Regions from separate parts of the Mus musculus genome. Here region 2 is linked to region 1. A link is a loop called in an ENCODE intact Hi-C map of the cell type or tissue named here. Cell type or tissue: left cerebral cortex. All regions are shown on one strand. Links, peaks and the distances in the headings refer to the core of each region. The heading gives the core; the rest is flanking DNA.

The links. Peaks named below come from ENCODE experiments on the same cell type or tissue, not always from the same donor. Only the 100,000 strongest peaks of a DNase experiment are listed, where the experiment ranks them.
Region 2: it touches region 1 in a loop (5-fold over the local background); 3 of 42 quality-filtered maps call a loop at or near these places.

The regions. Positions count from the first base shown.
Region 1 is chr8:13,332,095-13,342,821 of GRCm38, forward strand. It overlaps Tfdp1 (transcription factor Dp 1), which reads left to right and starts at 6,657. Exons shown (of 12, transcript NM_001291765.1): 1 at 6,657-6,712; 2 at 7,571-7,645. The coding sequence starts at 7,634. In left cerebral cortex, for the core only: CTCF peaks have their summits at 2,751 (motif pointing right) and 9,373; DNase peaks (open chromatin) are centred at 6,494, 7,291 and 7,759; H3K4me3 peaks cover 1,877 bases; H3K27ac peaks cover 522 bases.
Region 2 is chr8:13,282,968-13,293,694 of GRCm38, forward strand. It overlaps Dcun1d2 (DCN1, defective in cullin neddylation 1, domain containing 2 (S. cerevisiae)), which reads right to left and starts at 5,159. Exons shown (of 7, transcript NM_001024504.2): 1 at 4,837-5,159. The coding sequence starts at 4,839. It overlaps Tmco3 (transmembrane and coiled-coil domains 3), which reads left to right and starts at 5,046. Exons shown (of 13, transcript NM_172282.2): 1 at 5,046-5,420; 2 at 8,690-9,204; 3 at 9,743-9,922. The coding sequence starts at 8,761. It also overlaps the pseudogene Gm25014. In left cerebral cortex, for the core only: no CTCF peak of the experiment used is centred there; DNase peaks (open chromatin) are centred at 4,571, 4,955, 5,168 and 5,999; H3K4me3 peaks cover 2,680 bases; H3K27ac peaks cover 2,243 bases.

The DNA.
Region 1 (10,727 bases), core at 1,708-9,707:
AAGGGGTCCCCACCCTCTCAGAGGAGGAGGGGATGGGGAGTCAGGGAATGGGTCTCTGTGAGGAGGGTACTGGAAGGGGGGCAGCATTTGGGATATAAATAAACAAATTAATTAAAAAAGAAAACTCGACTGGTAAATGAGCACTGGATCCAAGCAGCTGCGTGCTACAAGGGGCTGTAAGAACAGCAGGGTAGGGTCCCTGTGAACACTCCCTGTACTTTGTGACGTAAATAGTGCTGTTTAGCCAGTGAGTTCCAGATTGCTGCCAGTCTCTTCCCAACCCCAGCACAGGTTACAGATGTGTGCTGCCAGATGGATGTGGGGGACGCTGGCTGTTGTGCCTTTACCACAAGCACCCTGTTAATCCACTGTTTGTCTCCTCAGCATCCATGATGTACATTTTGACTGTCAATGTGACTGGCTCAGGAAATGCCTAGGGTATCAATGAAGCACACCTCGGCGGATGTCTCAGGGCATTTCCAGAGACCAGAGGACTCTGGCCTCAGTGCATTAATTCCTCAATTTGGAGTCATGTGTGATGGCATTACTGAGAGAAGATGAAAAGTAGGCCATTCCAGCCTTCTGGGTGTGAAGCAGGTTTTACATTCCTTCCCTGGAAGGAATGACCTTTTGTGTTTAACATACCAGGATCCCCTAGTGTAGTCTGTGAGCACAAAGACCAGGGCCAGGTTCTAGGAAGCAGGTCACTGCAGCCATGCCCTTAGGGTTAATCTCAACTTGACTCCTTCCTGGATCCCTGTTGTTTAAAATGTTTTGGAAAAACAAAACAAAAAACAAAATAAAACAAAATCTACTTATCCCACATAGAGAGCCAAGCACGTTGCAAACTAAGGTTATCAGTGCAGTCCAACTTGGAGAACCTGTGAGTTTGCCTTATGAGTAACTTAGGAATCGGGGTCACTCACAGCAGCAGCAATGACCCTGTAGGGGCCGTGGAGGTCTTTGTGCTCACGGATGTGCACGAGGGGATCCTGGAATGTTACACACAGAGGGTTCTTCCTTCCAGGGAAGGAATGTAAGACCTGCTTCACACCCAGAAGGCTGGAATGGAATTGCTTTCTAGCTCGGTGATGTTTGCACAATCTGCATGGCCAAAGACTCTCCGGCACCAGGCGTTCCTCCAGACCCTTCTTCTAAACTGGTTGTTCTCAGTCAATCCACGAGACCCATCTTTAGAGAAAGTGTCACATATAGTCAACCTATAGAATCCATCTTTATGGAAGATGTCTGTACTGGCTATTTTTGTGTCAACTTGACACAGCTGGAGTTATCACAGAGAAAGGAGCTTCAGTTGGGGAAATGCCTCCATGAGATCCAGCTGTAAGGCATTTTCTCAATTAGTGATCAAGGGGGAAAGGCCCCTTTGGGTGGGACCATCTCTGGGTTGGTAGTCTTGGGTTCTATAAGAGAGCAGGCTGAGCAAGCCAGGGGAAGCAAGCCAGTAAGTCACATCCCTCCATGGCCTCTGCATCAGCTCCTGCTCCCCGACCTGCTTGGGTTCCAGTCCTGACTTCCTTGGTGATGAGCAGCAGTATGGAAGTGTAAGCTGAATAAACCCTTTCCTCCCCAACTACTTCTTGGTCATGATGTTTGTGCAGGAATAGAAACCCTGACTAAGACAGTGTCACATATAGTCAATCTATAGAACCCATCTTTATGGAAGGAGTCACATATAGTAAACCTATAGAACCCATCTTTACGGAATGTGTAACATGTACCCTACAGGGTTTCCTTGTAGTTGAGTCTAATCTGTGTTTAGCTTGCTTTGTTCTTCAAAGAGATTTAGGTATGTTCTGTTGTACATGTGAGGTTGAGTTAATCTCCACAAGCAATGTTTTCACCAAATTGTTCTTCGTTCAAATACCCCTAAAATAAACAACCCAGAGTCAGATTCCACAACCAAGGCACACTAAGCTCAACAGCCTTCTTGTCTCCTGCTGCTCACCTCTCTGTTGCCTGTGAAGATCTCGGTGCTGACCTCAGTCATGACCCCCTCATCATGACCCAAAGACTGCGACATCACAAAAGCCCGCCCCAGTCTCCGCTCCTGGAAACTGGGAATCTAGAGCTCATTATACAACTTGCAGGAAGCTCAATGTGTTGAACTGTGTATTTCCCAGGTGGCTCTGTTGATCATGGTCTTTTCTCTTCAGCTGAGCTGATAGGAGGCCATCTCTCAGCAGTCCTTACCGATTCTCTGAGCTCAGGGAGGGAGGATCCTAGTGCATCTGCTTTCAGGGACTTCCTGAAGCCCTAGAGTTGCTTAATTCCTGTTTTTAAGTATTGTGCTCCACAATATCAACCAACCAGTCCCCCAAGAGCTCCCAGGGACTAAGCCATCAACAAAGGAGTACACATGGCTCCAGCTGCATACGTTGTAGAGGATGGCCTTGTCAGGCATCAATGGAAGGAGAGTTCCTTGGCCATATGAAGGCTCAATAGATGCCCCAATGTAGGGGAACTGAGGGTGGGGAGGTGGGAGTGGGTGGGTGGGTGGAGGAACACCCTCATAGAAGCAGAGGGAGGGAGGATGGGATAGGGAGTTTCTGGGGTTGGGGGAACTGGGAAAGGGGCTAACATTTGAAATGTGAATAAAGAAAATATAAAAAATATTTTCCAATAAAAAAAAACCACATTTAAAAAATTATTGTGTTCCATTCCTGTTTGTTTGTGTCATGTAGATGGGTGTTTTGCCTGCATGTCTATCTGTGCAGCATGTGTATGTAGTGCCTGTGGCGTCCAGAAGAGGGCATCAGATCCCCTGGAACTGGAGATACTGACAGTTGGGAGCAGCCATGTGGATCCTGGGAATCAAACCAGGGTCCTATGGAAGAGCAACCAGTGCTCTTAACCACTGAGCCATCTCTCTAATTCCAAGATGATGATGTTGGTGGTGATTTCTTCTTCTCTTCTTCCTTTTCTTCAAATAATGTGTATAAGTGTTTTGCCTGCATGTATGTATGTACACCATATGTATGCTTTTATGCTTGGTGCCTAGAGGCCAGAAGAGGGTGCGAGAGCTCTTGGACCTAGAATTACAGATGGTATTTTTTTTAAAGATTTATCTATTTATGTATATGAGTACACTGTAGCTGTACAGATGGTTGTGAGCTTTCATGTGGTTGTTGGGAACTGAATTTTAGGACTTCTGTCTAACTCTGTCAACTCTGGCCCGGCTCACTCAGTCCCTGCTTGCTCCTGCCCAGAGACTTATTATTATACATAAGTACACTGTTGCTGTCTTCAGACACACCAGAAGAGGGCGTCAGATCTCATTACGGGTGGTTGTGAGCCACTATGTGGTTGCTGGGATTTGAACTCAGGACCTTCAGAAGTGCAGTCAGTGCTCTTATCCGCTGAGCCATCTCTCCAGCCTCTACTTTCTGAATCTCAGGGCATCTCCCTTCAGAACAGGAGGGTCTTTCCTGCAGGATGGAAATGTTATACAAAGATCCCGTGCCTCTCTCTGCTTCCCAGGCGTGAAGATAGCTCCCCTCTGCTACATTCTTCTTCCACCGTGGTTTGCCGTACACATGCGTGGGGCCAAAATGACCACAAATAGAAACATCTGAAACTATGAGCCAGAATAGATCTTTCCTCACGTAAGCTGATTCTGTCACAGCGGAGATAACAGGAACCGATGTGCCTGTCGGAGTCCGTTTAATTGTAGTGCTTCCTGGTCACTCATACTCCAAGAAACAGGTCTGTCTATCATTAATTATAAGCAAAACCCAGGAAACCAATCCATCTTAAGACAGTGCCCCCAAGCAACCCATTTCACCTGTTCTGTGGCTCCACTGCTCAGCCATCGCACCTGACCTTCACTCTCACCACCTTCACTCTGACTCCAGTCGGTTTGGCTTCCAGAATGCTTTGAGGACCTTCCGCATCCTCCAGCGAAATCGAGTCAACTGCTCTCAGGAACGACTGCATGTTGAAGGCTGTTGGCATGTAAAGTCATCCCTTGTAGGGGAGGAGAATTAGAAAACAGGAAGACTCCTGGCCATCCGATGCATGAGTTCGATTCTGACGTGCAAAACCAAGGTTAATTAGATGCTTGGCGGCTTAAGAAGGCGGGGCTTAGCCAAATTGGTGGGAGTAGGTGTGGTCAGCATAAAGGCAGTTAATTGTAAAGCCATGCAATATAGGGATGTCCAGTAATAATATGTTGCATATTACTGAGTGAGGGCTTTGGTCTGTGCTCCTCAAAGGTCTTCATAGATGTTAATTAGCCCTGCACTGGTACAGCTCTGACCTCTATATTTCTAGTCGGTTGGCTTTATCCAGATACACAAAATTGGGCAAGGAGAAGATTCTCCAGGGCTAGCAATCCCCGGCCTTACACGCTCAAAGTTTATGGGATGGACTGGCAGATCCAATTGCTTACAACTCTATTCCCTGAGAGCAGAGGGCCTACTGCTCCAGGCTCTAGAAGCCAGAGACTTACAGCTCGAGACACTCAAGTTGGAGGCTTAGACTCTTCTGGACCAACAGCAGCCACAACACTTGGCAGCTACTGTAATCCCAGCCGGTGCTGTGGCTCTGTGTGGGTACGGGGTGCTGGGAACTTACGTGACTGTAGCTTTAGCTTTCAATCCTAGAGTAAGACCTTGACCCGACAAGACTTGCCACCTCCCTGGAACTCTTCCAGTGACTGGTACCCATGTACTCTTCTGTGCCTCTTCATAGCCTTCTTCAGTCCTGGTGCGTGCTTTATCTTCTCTGAATGGCTTCCTATTTCTTCTGCCTGTCGTCCCATCGCCTCTGTGTGCTGCTGTGCGTGCCCTGTTCACTCTTCAGAGTCCCCCTTGCCGCTGCCACCACTCCGCTGACGTTCTGTCCTTTATTTCTTCATGCTACCAGTCTAGCTTGTAGAAATAATAATAAAAAAATTGTGTAACATCACTTGAGAGAAGTTTCTATTGGACAAAAGATTCTCCCAACTCACTGAAAAGGTGAGTCAAATAGCTTGTTTATATAGTCAGAAATGGGGTGTGGGAAGGATGTTTGCACCAGTCACAGTCTTTCTGCTTGGCCAGTAGAGATGCTTCCCTCCCCCTCCCCCTGAACCCCTCATCCCCCAACCCCAAATTCTGGGTGAAAACTGCTACTAGAGCTTACCAGAGCTTGTGATGGCAAAGAGTCTAGTGCAAGCTATTGACACACTCATGCCTTGGGTATTTCTGGTGCAAGCTATTGACACACTCATGCCTTGGGTATTTCTGGTGCAAGCTATTGACACACTCATGCCTTGGGTATTTCTGGTGCAAGCTATTGACACACTCATGCCTGGGTATCGCCTCTTCTGCTTCAGCAATAAGCAGCTGTGGTTGCAGGGCTGCTTCCTCAAAGCCGCTGAGCAGTGTTCAAACAGGACAGCTGCTGGCGGACAGTTCGGCCAGATGCTAAAGAAGGGCTGTTGGGCTGAGTCATGGGACTGAGGCAGCCAGGTAACGGAGAAAGATCTGTCAGTTTGGGAGTCAAATTGACCTTTCCTCCAGAATAAAATCCGGTCACTCACATTAACAGTTTTCTGATAGTACTTAACTTTGCCCTGCTCTTCAGTCCCATATTCTTGGGAAACGTTGTGTCATTTTATCTGAACCATTTGGACTGATTTGTGAGCCCCAGCCTATTCTCCTCCCAGGCTCTCCAGCTTTAGTCTTAAAGAAGTGGCCTCTAAGATGGACTGAGTCTTCAAGGCTCAGGGTCTACCAGACCCCTCTTGGGATGAAGCAGAAGGTTTCTGAAGTGAAAGGCGCAAATGCATACACACCTGATTAACAGGCTGTTTCCTGCCCTGAATCACTGACAGCCCAGGCTCAGGGCATGTGGCTGTGGAGGTCAGTAGTTGAGCAGAGGTGGGGGATCTTGTCTCTGTATTGTTCAGTATGCATCCGAACAGTCTTTACTTTGTTCTGTGTAAATGAACAAGATTCTTCTCCCTGTGTGCACATGCAGGTACTTTAAAGCACTCTCAGAACTGACCTCTTTTTTCTCATGTGTACACACACGCCTGCTTTTTTTCAGTGCGCAGACATTAACATAGGTTTCCATATGTTTGCACAGAGGGTTCTCTTCTGTATATATGTTCAGGCGTGCACACACGACTGATACTCCATGTACACACACGTGTATACAGTCAGACTCTGCATATCCACAGGTGTGCACACACATGATCCTTTCCCTACGTGTGCATGCAGGTATGGCACACACCACATTCTTTTCACCGTTGGCGCGCGTGGTACACGCGCACACACAGAGCCAAACACGTGGCCCTCTACTCCCTGCGCATGCACACAGATATGCATACAGTTGGCCCTTGGTGTACACACACACACACATACACACACACACACACACACACACACACACACACACACACACACACAGAGGCGCGCACACACGTGGCCTCTCTCCGAGCGCACATGGAGACGCGCGCAGCGCTGTTCGGCGTCGGCGGTCTCCAGCCGGGTCCCGCCGCACGCGCACGCGCGCGCAGGCCCCGCCCCTCTCCCAGGGCGGGTAGCACCGGCGAGAGGCGCGGGAGATGAGCGGCGGGAGGAGGAGGAGGAGGAGGAGGGCGCCGAAGGCGCGAAAAGGCGCGCAGGCGCGCTGCGCGCAGCGGGCCCGCCGCCGCCCACGTCACCGCGCCGCGCGCACGTCACGCCGGCCCGACGCTCGGCCCAGGGTGAGCCCGCGTCCCGGCGCCGCTGGCTCAGGGCAGGGACCGCCAGGGCCGGACCTCCGGGCCGGCGCCTCCGCGCCCCCGTCGTCCGCCCCGCGCGCCCCGCCGGCCAGCCAGGTGTGGCGGGGGCACCGGCCGGTCGCGGCGGGAGGGCGCAGGCTGGGCGCGCGGCCCCGTTCCCGCCCCAGCCCGGTTCCCGCGTCCGGTCGCATCCCGCCCGCCGCCCAGCCTCAGCTGGAGTCGGCCTCGACGCGGCGTGGCGTGGGCGGCGGGCAGGGGTCCTGGCCACCCTCCGGCTCTGTCCGCGCCAGGGCGCGGGGCTGGTGGCTGGGCCTAGTGACAGGTGGGGCGAGCGGGCGGGCGGCCGGGAGCCCACCTGTCAGAGTGGTCGGCGGCCCCTCGGGGTCTTGGGCAGCCCGGGGTGGGGGGTGCCCGCCGCGGCCCGGGCGGAGCCACGCAGTGTCGTGTGCCCAAGTGGGGGGCCTTGTGCCTCGGCGGGGCCTGTGGTCAGGCGGGGCCCGCGTGCCCAGGTGGGGTGAGCCTGACGGCTGCGCGTCGCTCAGCCAAGGGTCCGGGGTCTGGCCCCGCTGCCGGTGGGAGCTGCTGGTGCCCGCAGGGAGCATTTCCATTTAGAGAGGTGACTTAAAATCCCCGTGTGGGACCTGCTTGGCTAGCTCTCCTGTCGGGATTGTGCAAGAAAGGCCCCTGCTGCCTGGAGGCCTGCCTCTGCCTCGTGCTGGTGGGGAGATGTTTCCTTTGAAATGCGATGTGCGTTAAATTTCTTCTCATTCTCATTCATTATTCATCCCCTCCCTTTTTTTCTTTTCTTTCTTTCTTTCTTTTTTTTTTTTTTTTAACCAGATAAGTACGGTTTCTTCTGTGGAGGGTACGCAGTTAAAGCCTTGATTTCCTGGATCTGGTAACATGGCAAAAGATGTAAGTATGGTCGCTGCATGCTGCAGACATGTTGGCACAGCTCGTTGCAGTTTTCTCCCTTTATTTGAGAGTGGCCATACGTGTGTGGCAGTGGGTTGGCCAAGACATTTTACAGGCAGGAGCTGGGATGGAGATGAGGGATGATGGCGAGAGTCGTTAGGTGGGTGTCTCCCCTCTGCACAAATGGTCTTTGTCATCCGAAGCGTGACACGTTTTTTTTTTCTTTTTTGTTTTTTTTTTCGTGGTTTGATGATGATGTCTTGATTTTTTTTTCTTTATCTAAACTGCTTAAATAAAATAAAAAAATTAATACATCTCTCAGTTATGAGTGTGTGAGAGGGTGTTGTTTGTTAGTGGGTTTCCACACAGGAGAGCTGTCAACATGGAACTTACACTGTACTAGTTTTATGTAGTACGTAAGACCGTAATCCAGCTTTGATGGATTGAATCCCAACTACTTGTTTGGGCACATTTTTCTCAGAAAGATGACATTTGGTGATTAATGAAACACCGTGGAAATGCTGGTTGGTTTAGCTTCATATTTATCACGAAGCTACCGAGCGTTTTGAAGTTTTTTTGGGAAACAGGTATGGACAATTAGGTTTTAAGGCTGTAAATACAGTCTGTATTGTTGGTCACATACATACATTTTTGCAGTATTGCTTTAACTCCCTCCAACACTGATCGTGTCCGTTCCAGTGTTCCTCAGTGTCCACTGTTCTGTGACTGTTAGATTCATGCCTTTTCTGTGCAGCCCTGGAAATGCAGGCAGACATGCCGCATCAGCTAGAGTTGTGCCCAGGTGTAGCGGAACCGTGGTGCAGGTGCGGAGTCCTGTCCTGACTGGCCCGCATGGAACAGACCCTCTTCTGGTCATCGAGCACCGGACCTGCTCCTGGGGGCCGGGGGGGGGGGGGGGTCATGTCTCACCCTGAGAGACCTTGTGTAGGTCACCTGAAGTCACAACTACATATGGCACTGGCTTGATCTCGTTATATCTGTTGTCTATGTACATCCATGTCCTGACTCCGTCCCCACGAGTGCCCTAATGAGAGACATGCCACCCAGCGCATGCCTACAAAGTAGCTAGATTTGGTGAATGGGTGTAAACGGGGTGCTGGCTCCCGTGCCTTTGTGAGGCCACATGGCATGGTGTAGTTTCACTGAGTCAGCATACTCAAGCCCAGTCATCTTAGTTTGTCATTATACACTCCTGTGTGCAGTGTCCCCTGGGGAGGCAAGTGGTCAGGAGCTCCTGTCCGGCTGCCGGTTTGGGGTTAGCCATTGTGGTGTGGCTAGGCCAGTGCTGTGACTGGGTATCAGAATGCTGCAGCTTAGTCCCCCAACAAGTGCGCACAGACATAGGCAGAGGTGAAGTGGCGCTCCCTGTTTTCTTGCAGACAGTCAAGGGTTGGGTCTTCTCTGTAGCCAACTGTGTTTTTAAGTAGGATGTGATGTTTGGGTTCGGAAAGGGACTTTGTAACTTATGCTGAAGGGAAAGAAAGAGGCACCATTGAAGTGTTCTAAGCACTTGATGCTTAAGTGAAATCTGGTTGTAAAGGGTCCTGTAGACATGTGGCTCTGAAGGCCATGACACTGGTGAGAACAGACAAAAGTCACGCTTGAGGTCACAGAAGAGGGGCAGGAAGGGCAGACAGAAGACAAATAACTTAGGGTTTTTCTGCCCCTGCTGGTGCCCAGGCAGACCAGCAGGTAAGTTGGGCTCACTGTGAACCGGGGCTGTGAAGCCGGGCAGGCAGTTGTCAGTGGACAGGATGGGGATGGCAGGAGCTGGCACGGAGCAGTGGAGTGGGGGTGAGTGCCTGCAGATACTCTGGGGCGCACCTGCAGTGCTTTCCTGTGGTACTGTAGACTGTCCGAGTGTGGGAAGAGCATGTGGCCAGGGTGAGCCATGATCACCCTGCCTTGAAAGCTAGAGGGGCTTGGTTTGGGCGTCTTCTCCCAAGGTCGGTGCTGGCACTCCCTGCCTAGCAAGCCCTGCTGTCTTCCTGAAGATAGTATTCTTGAATCTGTCAATCATCAGAAAAGTTCATCCCCATAGATGTGCCTGGAGGAGTGTTTCCTAGGCGATTATAAATCCCCTCATGTATCGACAATGAGGGTTAACTATCAAGTCCATCCCTCGTCGACCTGACAACAAACCCATCATTTTGAATCTTAACATTCCATCCCTGGTCCTCGGAGGCTCGACTCCTAAGGCAAAACACTTCTAGTCCATTGGTGCGAGCCTCCAGATCTTAAAATTTCTAACATTGTTCAAAAACGGTAAATCTGGGGCTGTGAGACAGCCCAGGTGCTAGACCTCAGTACTTGAGTTTGATCCCTGAGACCCACATGGTAGGAGAGAACTGACTCCCTACATTTTCCTCTGATCTCCATGTGTTCTCTGCACACATGGGTCTGGAGAGAAGGCTCAGTGGTTAAGATGCAGATTGTCCTCTCAGAAGCTGCCATTCCCAGAATCTTCATCAAGCCGCTTGTAACTGCCCTGAGTTCCAGCTCCTGGGGCTTCTGACACCTCTAGCCTCTGTGGGTACCCGCATTCCTATAGATACATAATGTACATGTGTGCATGCAGATACACAGAAATAATAAAAATAAATTAAAAAAAATTTTTTTAAAGGCAGATTTGTTCTTTATCAAGACTCACCAGCAAAGACTGGACCAGTGCAGAACAGAATTCAGTAGGGCAAACACCAAGCCTGGCAACTCCCGTGCCTGTTATCTTGGGCTGTAACAGACTTGAGTAGGTAGCCTTGCCTCTCTGGTACCACTGCTTGGAGCACTCGAGGCCTCCCCTGCCAGCTCCATTTTGTGCTTGCAGCTTTCTTTGGCAAGTGTTCCTTGGTCTGGTCCTGAGATAATTCTGTATCTTAAGGTCTCCATTGCAACTTAGGCCTTACCTTCCCAGCTTCATGCAGGGACCTCTCAGCTTCTTGGCAAAGACTCTAACCTTGCACCCTCTTACATTTTGTGTGCCTGCAAAACCCATCCTGAGGACAGTGCCGAGCTCTGCTGCCAGCTTGAGGTAGATGCCCTACTGTGGCGCTAGTGGCCCTCT
Region 2 (10,727 bases), core at 1,460-9,459, 49 kb before region 1:
TTCCGATGAGAAGACAGACTTCCTCAGGCTCTAAATGGCACCAGTCTCATGCTTTTCTCCTCCTGAGTATGCAGGAGAGGCCTCCAGGGACACCACGATTTGTGATACCACAAGAGGATGAACACAGAAAGACTGAGACCTTCTTTAAAAAACACGGAACGCTTCATGAATTTGCAGGCTGACCTTGAACAGGGGCCACGCTAATCTCTGCATTGTTCTAATTTTAGTCTGTGCTGCTGAAGAGAGCAGAAGAACTTATCTTTTAAAATACTGGACAGTAAGATATTTTCAGATATGTAAGGCAAAAAAAAAAATGATTCACTGTTGCAAATTTTTAAAAGATCTTTGGCATTTTTATTTATTATTTTCATGTGTATGTGTGTTTTGCCAGCTATCTGTTTATGCACCATATGTGTGCAGTATCCCTGGAGGCCAGCAGAGGGTGCTGGATACACCAAGACTGGACTTCTAGAGGGTTGTGAGTTGCCGTGTGAGTATTGGGAGTCAACCCCAGGTCTTCTAGGAGAGCTGCCAGGTGCTCTTGACAGCTGACCCCACTATTACAAATTCTAAAATATGTTTACTTATACACACACTTATTCCTGGCATGGTAAATTCTGATGACCATGATTATAAGTGATTACATAAACAAAGCACTCTGCAATCCCAATTACTAAAGACACACAGGGTTCCTGAGACAAAGGCCTAGACAGTGAACACCACAGGCTACGGCCATGCAGTTTTTCACTCATGCTCAGCTCTGCAGAATAAAGCCAACAGTTTAGACACTATGAACATGCAAATAAAACATACAGGCAGCTGCTGGTTTGTTGGTTCTAATCTGCTGCCCCAGTATAGGTTCTGAAGGAATATATTCTAAATACTATTCCTTAAAACTAAACTTTTAAAAAGAATAGGCAAAGAACTCAATGTCCATTCTTAGCTAAGATCAAATTTAGTTAAATTAGGACAGATCTTATACACTCTCGTAGTCATCTGACAACTGATAGAGACAGCATCTTTTTATGAGTCTGACAATCTCCCCAAGGGAAGACTGGCATAGCCAGAAATATGTAAAAAGCCTTAAGAGAAAGGCAAATTTGCCATCCCCAAATGGCCCTCTATTAAGAATAGACAAGGCATCTTTACAGTGAAATAGCTGTTAGAGCTAGATTCAAAAGTTCTGTTATGGTTATAAAACTAATTTTGGTATACATATACAGAGTATCATTCAGTCGTAAAAAGGGATGAAGTAATGACAAAGCCACAATGTGAATCTTAAAAACACGGTGTTCACTGAAATAACCAGACACAAAGGCCATACAGTATAGAAAATGCTATATGCTATGTGTGGAATATGCAAATTCGTAGGTTAGTAGCTACCAGGGGCTGAGGGGGAGGGAGGAACTTGGAAATGCTTATGGGTACATGGTTTTCTTTGAGGTGATGAAATGTTTTGGAACTAGATGGGGTGGTGTGCACAGTACTGGGACCACACTAATCACTATAAACTTGTACCCTAAAAGAAAACTTCAGGATAGCAAGCAAGAACCTCCAGGTCTACCCACCGGATAGGTCTCTGGAGCAGCCACACTATTATTATTATTATTATTATTATTATTATTGACAAGCGTAACACCACAGAGTGCTGCAAGTCAAGACACTGTAGACATACTCCTGAAGTCAGGATGACGCCTGGGTCTGAGCCATATAACTCCTAAAGTCACCCTCCACCCCCAGTGTATGACAACTTAGCTTCACTTACTGCAAAGAGCCTACGTCATAGACACAAGTACATCAGGCACTCACCGACTTTTTGAATGACCTCTATGTTAGAGAGTGGGCAGAGGTGGAGACAGGGAAATAATCAGACCCCTCCGATATATTAAAACTGGCTTATCTATATAGGATACCCCCACCAACTGCAGACCTCAGGAGAGTACCAACATGTGCAGCAGTGTATTACACACAGGAGGAGCCAGGAGCTGGCACCACAGTCACATGGTCTGATGTTAGCCTTTACAGATTAAACATCGTATCCAGATGCTGGCTGTGGTGGTGCAGGCCTTTACTCCCAGAATTTGGGAGACAGAGGAAACTAGATCTCTGATTTGGGGATAGCCTGTCTACATAGTGAGTTCCAGGCCAGCCAAGGATACATACTGAGACCCTCCACCCCACACCCCTTATGGTCTTCCCCACTACTCCCGCCATAAAGAAAGTGCCTGGCGAAGCAGCTCAGTGTGCTCACTGCATGAGCTGGACAGCTGAGTTCCACCCTCAGAGCCTACACAAGAGGGAAAGGGGAGGGGAGGGGAGGGGAGGGGAGGGGAGGGGAGGGGGGAGAGGAGGGAAGAACTGACTCCACATGTCCACCTCAGAATAAAAGAAATGATAAGATTTATTTCTATTTTATGTGTATTTTATGTCTGCATGTCTAGTGCCCATGGGAGCCAGAAGAGGGTGACGGATCCCTGACATCAAGGACATCAGTGAGCTGCTGTGTGGGTGCTGGAACCCAACCCTGAGTCTCCCTGAAAGTTCTCTTAACTGCTGAGCCATTTCTGTGGCTCCAGTAATAAAGGTTTTTAAAAACAATAATCAAGAGATAAATCTAAGGAGTGTTTGCTTTGCATTAAAAAAGTTAAGAGAACGGGGGTTCAGTGGGAAGAAATGGGAATTGGTAATAACTTTCTTATGAAAAATGCCTCATAAACCAAACATTTACAGACAAATTAAGAGAGCGTCAAGTCCATCCGTGTGTGAAATCCATGCTAAGGTCTGCTCAGGCAAGTGACTTTCATTAGAGCTTCCCTTGTCACGGAAGCCAAAGCATTGGGGGCATTTTCTCTTCCATTATTCTAGTGTTTAAAATGCATAGGACTTTAAAAAACGTATGTAATTTGTGTGTATGTGTCCCAACGTGTGTGTGTGTGGAGATCAGAAAACAACTGTATTGTCGGTCCTCTTTACCCACCATTTGGATTGTACTTGACGGTAGCTACCTTTACCTGTAAAGCCATCCCACTGGCCCCAAAATGAAAAAATCCTCAACTAACACTGGACAGTCCAGTTGACCTCAAGAATTGGTATAGGCTTGCCTGGCCTGGAACTTGCTATATAGACCAGGATGACCTTGAATCTAGATTACTGCCTGACCCTGACTTCCAAGTGCTGGGAGTAAAAGTATGTGTCAGGAATGGAACTCAGATCCTCTGGAAAACAAGCAATTGGTGCTGAGCCAACAATTCAGGCTGGAGTGGCAGATTTTACTTTACGCTTTTGGTCAATTAAATTGCAATAAAATATTACACTTAGAAAAAAGACCATCAAGAAGAGACTAGCAGAACTCCTTCAGGGACAACCTTTTAGGGGGACATTCTCTGCCTAACAGTTCCAATGACTTATCTGCATCAATTTCAGATGTTTCAAAACTAAATTTACAGTAGACTGCTGCTAGAAGTGCCCGTAGCCACTGATTTATGTTTTCATAGTCTCCCACAGAGCTCAACACAGTTCCTCACATACAACAGCAGCTGTTTAGAATTGTTTCAGCAGGTGACAATCAGTAAAGAGATACAGGACAAGTGGACCTTCCAAACAACAGAAGCTGGTACGAAAAGTTTCATACACTTTATGTTATCTTGTGAAGAATAACACACAACCTAGGCACAAGAGTGCTCCCATATAAGATTTTAGAAAGCATCTGTAAAATGTCCTTCCACAGACACTTAGCAAAATACCTCCTCTTATGGTCAATTTCAAAGGGCTCATAGGACAAACATTTGCTCAAACAGATTTGCGGCCCACTACAGATTGACTGTGCTTTGCCATGTGCAAGCCTGGAAATGAGGGCATCAAGTCCAAGTGTTCCCAAATCTTGAGCCTCCCAACATTTCCTTCCCCAGTGACGTTCCTGTCCAAGAGCGCAGGTGAGTGGCTTGGCCGCTGAAGTCTGCTAGCAGCTGGTCAGAGGAGTCTTTCTGCAGCTCTTCTCCATTATTTCTTGATTTCTAGGTTCAAACCTTTTAGTTTTCCAGCCTCGTCCTTCTCGGTATTGGTTCCATCCCCTCTTCCCTCCCCAGGGTTCGGTCCTCAGTTCCCCTGTTTCCTCTACGCAAACCAAGCCAAGCCGACATCTCTCCCAGGACAGAGACAAAACTTGTCTTCCTCGGCTCCCATTCGCTTGCATCCTCTCGGAGCAAGGCTACCCCGAGACCCAAGGAATGGGACTGTCAGGCGTCCTCCCGCGGTCCAGGCCTTTGCACGGCTCTACTAGGCAAACCCTCCTCTACCTCCAGGGCGTCCAGTCGGTCCCTCCCCGCCTCCAGGATTCCCAGCCTGATCTCAGGAAGAGAGCGGGCGAGTAGGGGATATCCTCGCCGCGGCGAGAGCTGAGCGGATCGCAAACCATGCTAACCCCGCGGAGCCTTGCGCACCACCTTCCGGGGATCGCGTCCTTCCACCTCTTCCACAAACCTCCCCGGGCTGACGGCTTCAAAGCTCTGCCAGCTCCGCCCCAATCGGCGTCACTGTCCACTCAGAAGCGGGACGGCTCCGCCCAGCAGGCAGGTTGTCACCCGTCGCACAGCCCCGTCCCGCCCTCCGGTCCGGTCAGCACCCAGCTGACCCGGCGCCGCTGCCCTCCCCGGAGATCCAACTGGGCTCCTCACACCCCTCTTCACACCATGCTACTCCAAGTCAACCGCGCCCTCCCTCAACACCACGACGGGCACGCCCGGCCTCTCGGTTCGGTTATCCTAATGCCGCCACAGAGAGGTGACCTCCGCGCCCGGCTCTGGCCCGCACCTGCAGAGCGCAAAGCTAGCCACCTACCATGCTCCCCAAGGCTGCCGAAGCGACTTCAATTTTCTGCGCAAGCGCACGCCGCTCTTCCTCTGCGCAGGCGATTGCCGCGGCGGCTAGCAGCAGGCGCTCTGCGCAGGCGCAGTGTTCGAACGCTCCCTTCAGGTGACTGGGGGGGCTCGCTCCGTCTTCGGCTCTCCGCGTGCAGCGTGGACAGGCGCCCCTCAGCTCCGAGGCACAGCGTTTGGGTCACATCGTAACCTCTCTCGGAGGCTGTTGCTGTTCTGAGGCTCTTAGGCTTACGCACTCTCTGGAAGCTGGCTGGCCGGCCGGCTCCCGGGACTCCAGTTCCCGGCGTGCATCGCGCCGCGCGAAGGACGACGGAGCTGTCCATCGGCAGCCTGCTTAAAGGAGCCGCACCTACTTTCCAGCTGCGCGTCAGAAGCGCCTGAAGTAAGAAGAGGGCGGTGCCGTCCTCGGTGTCCTGGTCCCGAGGCCAGGAAAGAGATGAGGGCAATTCTTTGGCGGCCCTGAGGTTCGCTGCGTCGGGGAACTCTCGATCGGGGACAGTGATGCTGAGGTCGCATGTCCAGAGAGCGGCCTCCTCCATCGGGGTAAGCTCTGCAGCTGCGGGACTTCTGTCCTGAGATGCGCTCCACCGGGGTCCTCATCCGGGTTGCTCAATCCTGGCGACTCCTACCCGGGGCTCCTTCTTGGTTTGTCTCTTCCAAAGGGGATCCTTCCTAGGAGACTGCCTTTGTCTACTTTCCAGGGGGTGGAGGGTCTTTTCCTAGAAGTTCTTTCGGGGTATGGGGGAAGACAACCGTTTCCAAGACTTCACCTAAACTCGGAGGTTCAGCTCCCCGAGCCTCCCGTTTTTTTGTTCTTCCCTGTAATTTTTTGTAGTCTCTCTGTCCCGCCCCGTGAGGCTGCCCGCAGACAGCCTCTTCTTAAAGATAAACCTGGAAAGACGCCCCAAGATTGTCTCTTTCAATAAGGGATGTGGGTGCCCTGCAACACTTGACTTAAGCTTATACAGCCAGGGAGGTTGGCAGAGTCAACAATCAAACCAAGATGGTTTACACATTAATTTCTTAATTTAGGTGGTAAAACCAATCAAGTAAGTTGAAAGTGACAGGGAAGGTCACTCTGGCCCAGTGGGTTTAACCTCTCGTTTATTTATTGTCAGCATCCATCTCATCTTCCTGGGGTGCAATGTAGATTTGCTTACTTACCAGAGAAGTGTTTGCTACTGATGAAAGGGCCTCTTTCTTCATAGATCTTTTTCTCCTCCTTGGCTTCCCTAACTAAAAAAAGAACAAGCAGCTGGCTAGTGAGTAGGCTCTGTGTCTCCTCTCTTTGTGGATTTAAGTTGGCACCTCCTGAACAAATAAAGTAGCTATTTGAACAGCCCTTTGGGCACCACCAAGAAGCCATGGTTCATTGGTTCTAAGTCATATAGGCTGTTTGCTCTGCCTCTGTTTGACTTATCTTCCTTTGGTGCATGGCATCTTATTCCTCTTCTGTATTATATTCTCTATTTCTTTTTCCAAAGTAGTTTCAAGGATTGGCCGGCTACTGAAGTGCTTCATCTTTGGCAGCTACCTGTTATGTTCATGTGGGTACAGGTGCTCTTTTAAAATGTACTTTAGAGTTAAAATAGGCTTTGCTGATGGAAGAAGACACATTTAATCCCAGCACATGGGAGGCAGAGACTCAGATCTCTGCGAGTTTGAGGCCAGCTTAGTCTACATAGCTAATTCCAGGACAGCTAGGGCTGCATAGTAAGACTGCCTCAAAAATAGATAGGTAGGTAGATAGATAGATAGATAGATAGATAGATAGATAAATGAATGGATACATAGATAGATACATAGATAGAAAGATGAATGGATAGATAGATAGGCTTTAATTCAGTAATTTTTCCCATTGAGACTTTTCTTTGCTGTCTCATCCATTTCTCCTTTTTTATATCATCTTGTAGAGAGCAGAGCTCTACTTTGGAGGCTGAGGCAGGAGAAGCAGATGCTTGAAAGTAGCCTAGTTATGTAGTAGTAAACATTGTGTTTCAAAAATGGATTTGAGGGTTTTTTTTCTTCTTAATAAACTCATGACTGAGACTATAAGGCTGAATCACCACGCCTAGGAATTTATGTGATTCTTATGCCGGAAGTATTGATGTTGCTGTGCCAAATGAAAAGTAGCCTGGAGTTTGACTCTCAGAAGGTTTCTTCCTCAAAAAAAAAAAAAAAAAAAAAAAAAAAAAAGAAAGAAAGAAAGAAAGAAAAAAGTAAGAAAGAAAGAAAATAAAGCTAGGGACAGCATTACACACCTTTAATCCTAGCTTCATTCAGGAGGCAGAGGCAGGAGGATCTCTAAGTTTGAGGCCAGCCTGGTGTACAGAGTGAGAACTAAGCCAGAGTTATACAGCGATACCCTGGATCCTGTCTGTCTCTCTGTGTCTCTGTCTCTGTCTGTCTGTCTGTCTCTTTCACACACACACACACACACACACAAACACACACACAGAGGAATGAATAGAAAGGAAAACAGAAAGCAAAGGATTTTGTCTGTGTTGCCCTGGTTGTCCTGGAACTCAGAGATCCAAGTTCTTGTGTTTGTTTTTGTCAACCTGTCTCCATTGGCTTTCCCTTCCTGGTCTTATCAGAATGCTTGCCTCCCTCTCCTGGGTAGAGTTAGAGTCTTTAGAAATGCCACCTTTTATTTTTGCTACAACTAGCCCAGGTCTGGAAAATCAATGGGGGTAGCAGAGAAGTAAGTGTGTGTGTTTGTGTGTGTGTGTGTGTGTGTGTGTGTGTAGGAGGCAGACTCCCAGGGAGGTGAAATGCTGGCATATTTGGGGGTGGAGGATGCTGTCCAGGCAGGACAGTCAGTTGGAGGCTCCGCTAAGAGACTAGAGGGGGTATATCCATGAGCTGTAAATTGTATAAACGTGGTATATTTTGTTTTCTTTGTGGGCATAACTCCAGGGGTTCCATGTACATCCGATTCCTAGAGTTTAGCTCCCTTTCCCTTGGTTTCTTCTTCAGCCTGTTTTCCGGCCTCCTAGATCACTGTCTCTCAGGGTCGGTTACTGAGCACTGCTGCTACCGGCTTCTAACACAGTTCTCTCACCTGCCCAGCCAGTGTTTTCCTGTCATCTCAGCTGGAGCTGGCACTGAGAACTTCCTCACGCCCCTAAACGAGACTTCAGGAACCAGGTTCTCTCTGCCCTTTTGCCAAACACCCATGTGTTTGTGTCAGGTCTCCCGTCGGAGGGAAAGGGAACGGGCCTGCATTTCAGTGATGGAAACGGTATGGACATTTGATTAAGACATAGAGTTCCAGGCGTGGCCAGACTCTTGTGAATGTTTTTAATCCCCGTGCTTCATTAACTACGGCTCATTTTGGAAAATTAGCAATACTCCAAAAGGATTTTGAAAGCAAGCAGGGAGACCGAGCACACCATCAGTGTATCGGGAGCCAGGGGCTTCCGGGGTGATGGGGAATTTCTCTCTTTCTTCTACTTTTGACATGTGGCTCCTCTTAAGTCAAATGGATTTTTTTTCTTCACACAGGGTCAGTTTATGAAGCTGTGTGAGCTTCTTACTGATTTATCTGTAGGGCTCTTCTGAGACAGGATGTCAGGGAGCATAGGCTGGCCTCGAATTCCCAATCCAATCTTTCTCTTTTCCTCTCCTAAGTGCTTGGATTACAGGCTTGTGACACTGTACCTGGGGGCTATGTCTTAAACCTTTAAAATTGTCTTTAAAGTCAGATGAAACCCCTTTACCCTCCACTAATGGTCCTTAACATTCAGCATTTGATTGTAATCTGGATATGGTAAGTTCAGAAGTTGACGCAGTGTCGACTTGTTTTTCAGCTGAAAATGTGTGTGTAAAATGCCAGCCAACTATAGCAGCAGTCTCTGCTCCCACCCCACATCCTTGGACCATGAAGGTACTGGACCAGAGTCTCCTCTGGATGCTGCTTCCCTTCTTTCACCTGATAGCCAGTGCTGCCGAGCACGAGGAGGTGGCCAAGCATGCCATCAAGCTGCACCGCGGGAAGGGCGCCACTGCCACTCAGAGGAAACAGTGGGCCCTGGACAGCTGCAGGAGGCTCACCGGGCTCCTGAGGCAGAAGAATGTGGTCCTCAACAAACTGAAGAATGCCATCAGAGCCGTGGAGAAGGACACCAGCCTTTCGGGCGAGGAGAAGCTCTTCCAGGTGCACACATTCGAGATTTTCCAGAAAGAGCTGAATGAAAGTGAAAATTCGATCTTCCAGGCCATCTACGGACTGCAAAGAGCCCTGCAGGGCGACTACAGAGACGTGGTCAACATGAAAGAGAGCAGCAAGCAGCGGCTGGAGGCTCTGAGGGAGGCTGCCATTAAGGTCAGCTGCCATTCTGGGGGGTGTCGGGGGTGGGGGGTGGGAGTTGGGGTGGAGCAACACACAGAATTAGGAAGGGCCCCTGGAGGGATTACGTTTTGCGAAGCCTGTTTGGTGCCCTCATTGCGTCTAGGAGGTGCCTATGCATGTCAGGTAATTCCTACTGCTCAACTCACACTGACTAGGAAATGGATTGGGCTCCACCTGTAACGAGTATCAGTGCCTCACGAGTGGCAGCACAGTGCTTCATGGCATTGCCGTGCCTGGCACATGGTTTCATGTTAGCAGAGGACCTTCATGGGTGAGGAGCAAGCCCGTCTACAGTGGGATGCTTTCTTCATTGGTTTGTTTCCTTGTTGGCTTGCCCTGTCCTTGTTGCCAAGCTCAATAGATTTGAGCGGTTTAGGATGCACGGCGCCCTCTGCTGGGTAGAGCTATAGTTGCACCTGGACAAACGGCCCATTGACTAGGAAACTCCCATGTCTGATTCAGAGAACCTTGGTGTGAGCTTACTAAACCTCCTCTCCTTACAAATCAACAGGAGGAGACAGAGTATGTGGAACTTCTTGCCGCAGAAAAACACCAAGTGGAAGCCCTGAAAAACATGCAACATCAAAACAAGAGTCTCTCCATGCTTGACGAGATCCTCGAAGATGTGAGGAAAGCCGCCGACCGTCTGGAGGAGGAGATCGAGGAGCACGCCTTCGACGACAATAAATCAGTAAGCAGACCAGAGCCCACCTGCTGAGCCACTGTGCTGACCCGTGCCCTGGGATGCGAGAGATACTTGTGTGTGTGTGTCTCAGGGACGCTGAGAGTGCAGATAAGCCCAAGCACTTCTGTGCCACATTGAAGTTAATATGGCATGTCTTGAGAAGTGAGTAGCCGCTCTGCTTTCTCTGTCTCCTTAGTTCTCTGAGACAGGGTTTCTCTGTGTATCCCTGGCTGTCCTGGAACTCCCCCTGTAGACTAAGCTGGCCTCGAACTCAGAGAATTGGCCTGCCCTGCCTCCCTAGTGCTGAAATTAAAGGTGTGTGCCACCACTGCCTGGCCACCACCAGCTCTGCTTTTGTCTCTCGGGACAACTGCAGTCGCTTCTTTTTTTCTTTCTTTTTTCTTTTTTTTTTTTTTTAAAGATTTATTTATTTATTATATGTAAGTACACTGTAGCTGTCTTCAGACACTCCAGAAGAGGGAGTCAGATCTTGTTACAGATGGTTGTGAGCCACCATGTGGTTGCTGGGATTTGAACTCCGGACCTTCAGAAGAGCAGTCGGGTGCTCTTACCCACTGAGCCAACTCACCAGCCCTCTTTCTTTTTTTTTTTTTAAAGATTTATTTATTTCATGTATATGAGTACACTGTAGCTGTCTTCAAACACACCAGAAAAGGGCATCAGATCACATTACAGATGGCTGTGAGCCACCATGTGGCTGCTGGGAATTGACCTCAGGGCCTCTGGAAGAGCAGGCAGTGCTCTTAACCACTGAGCCATCTCTCCAGCCCCCACAGTCACTTCTGTGTTA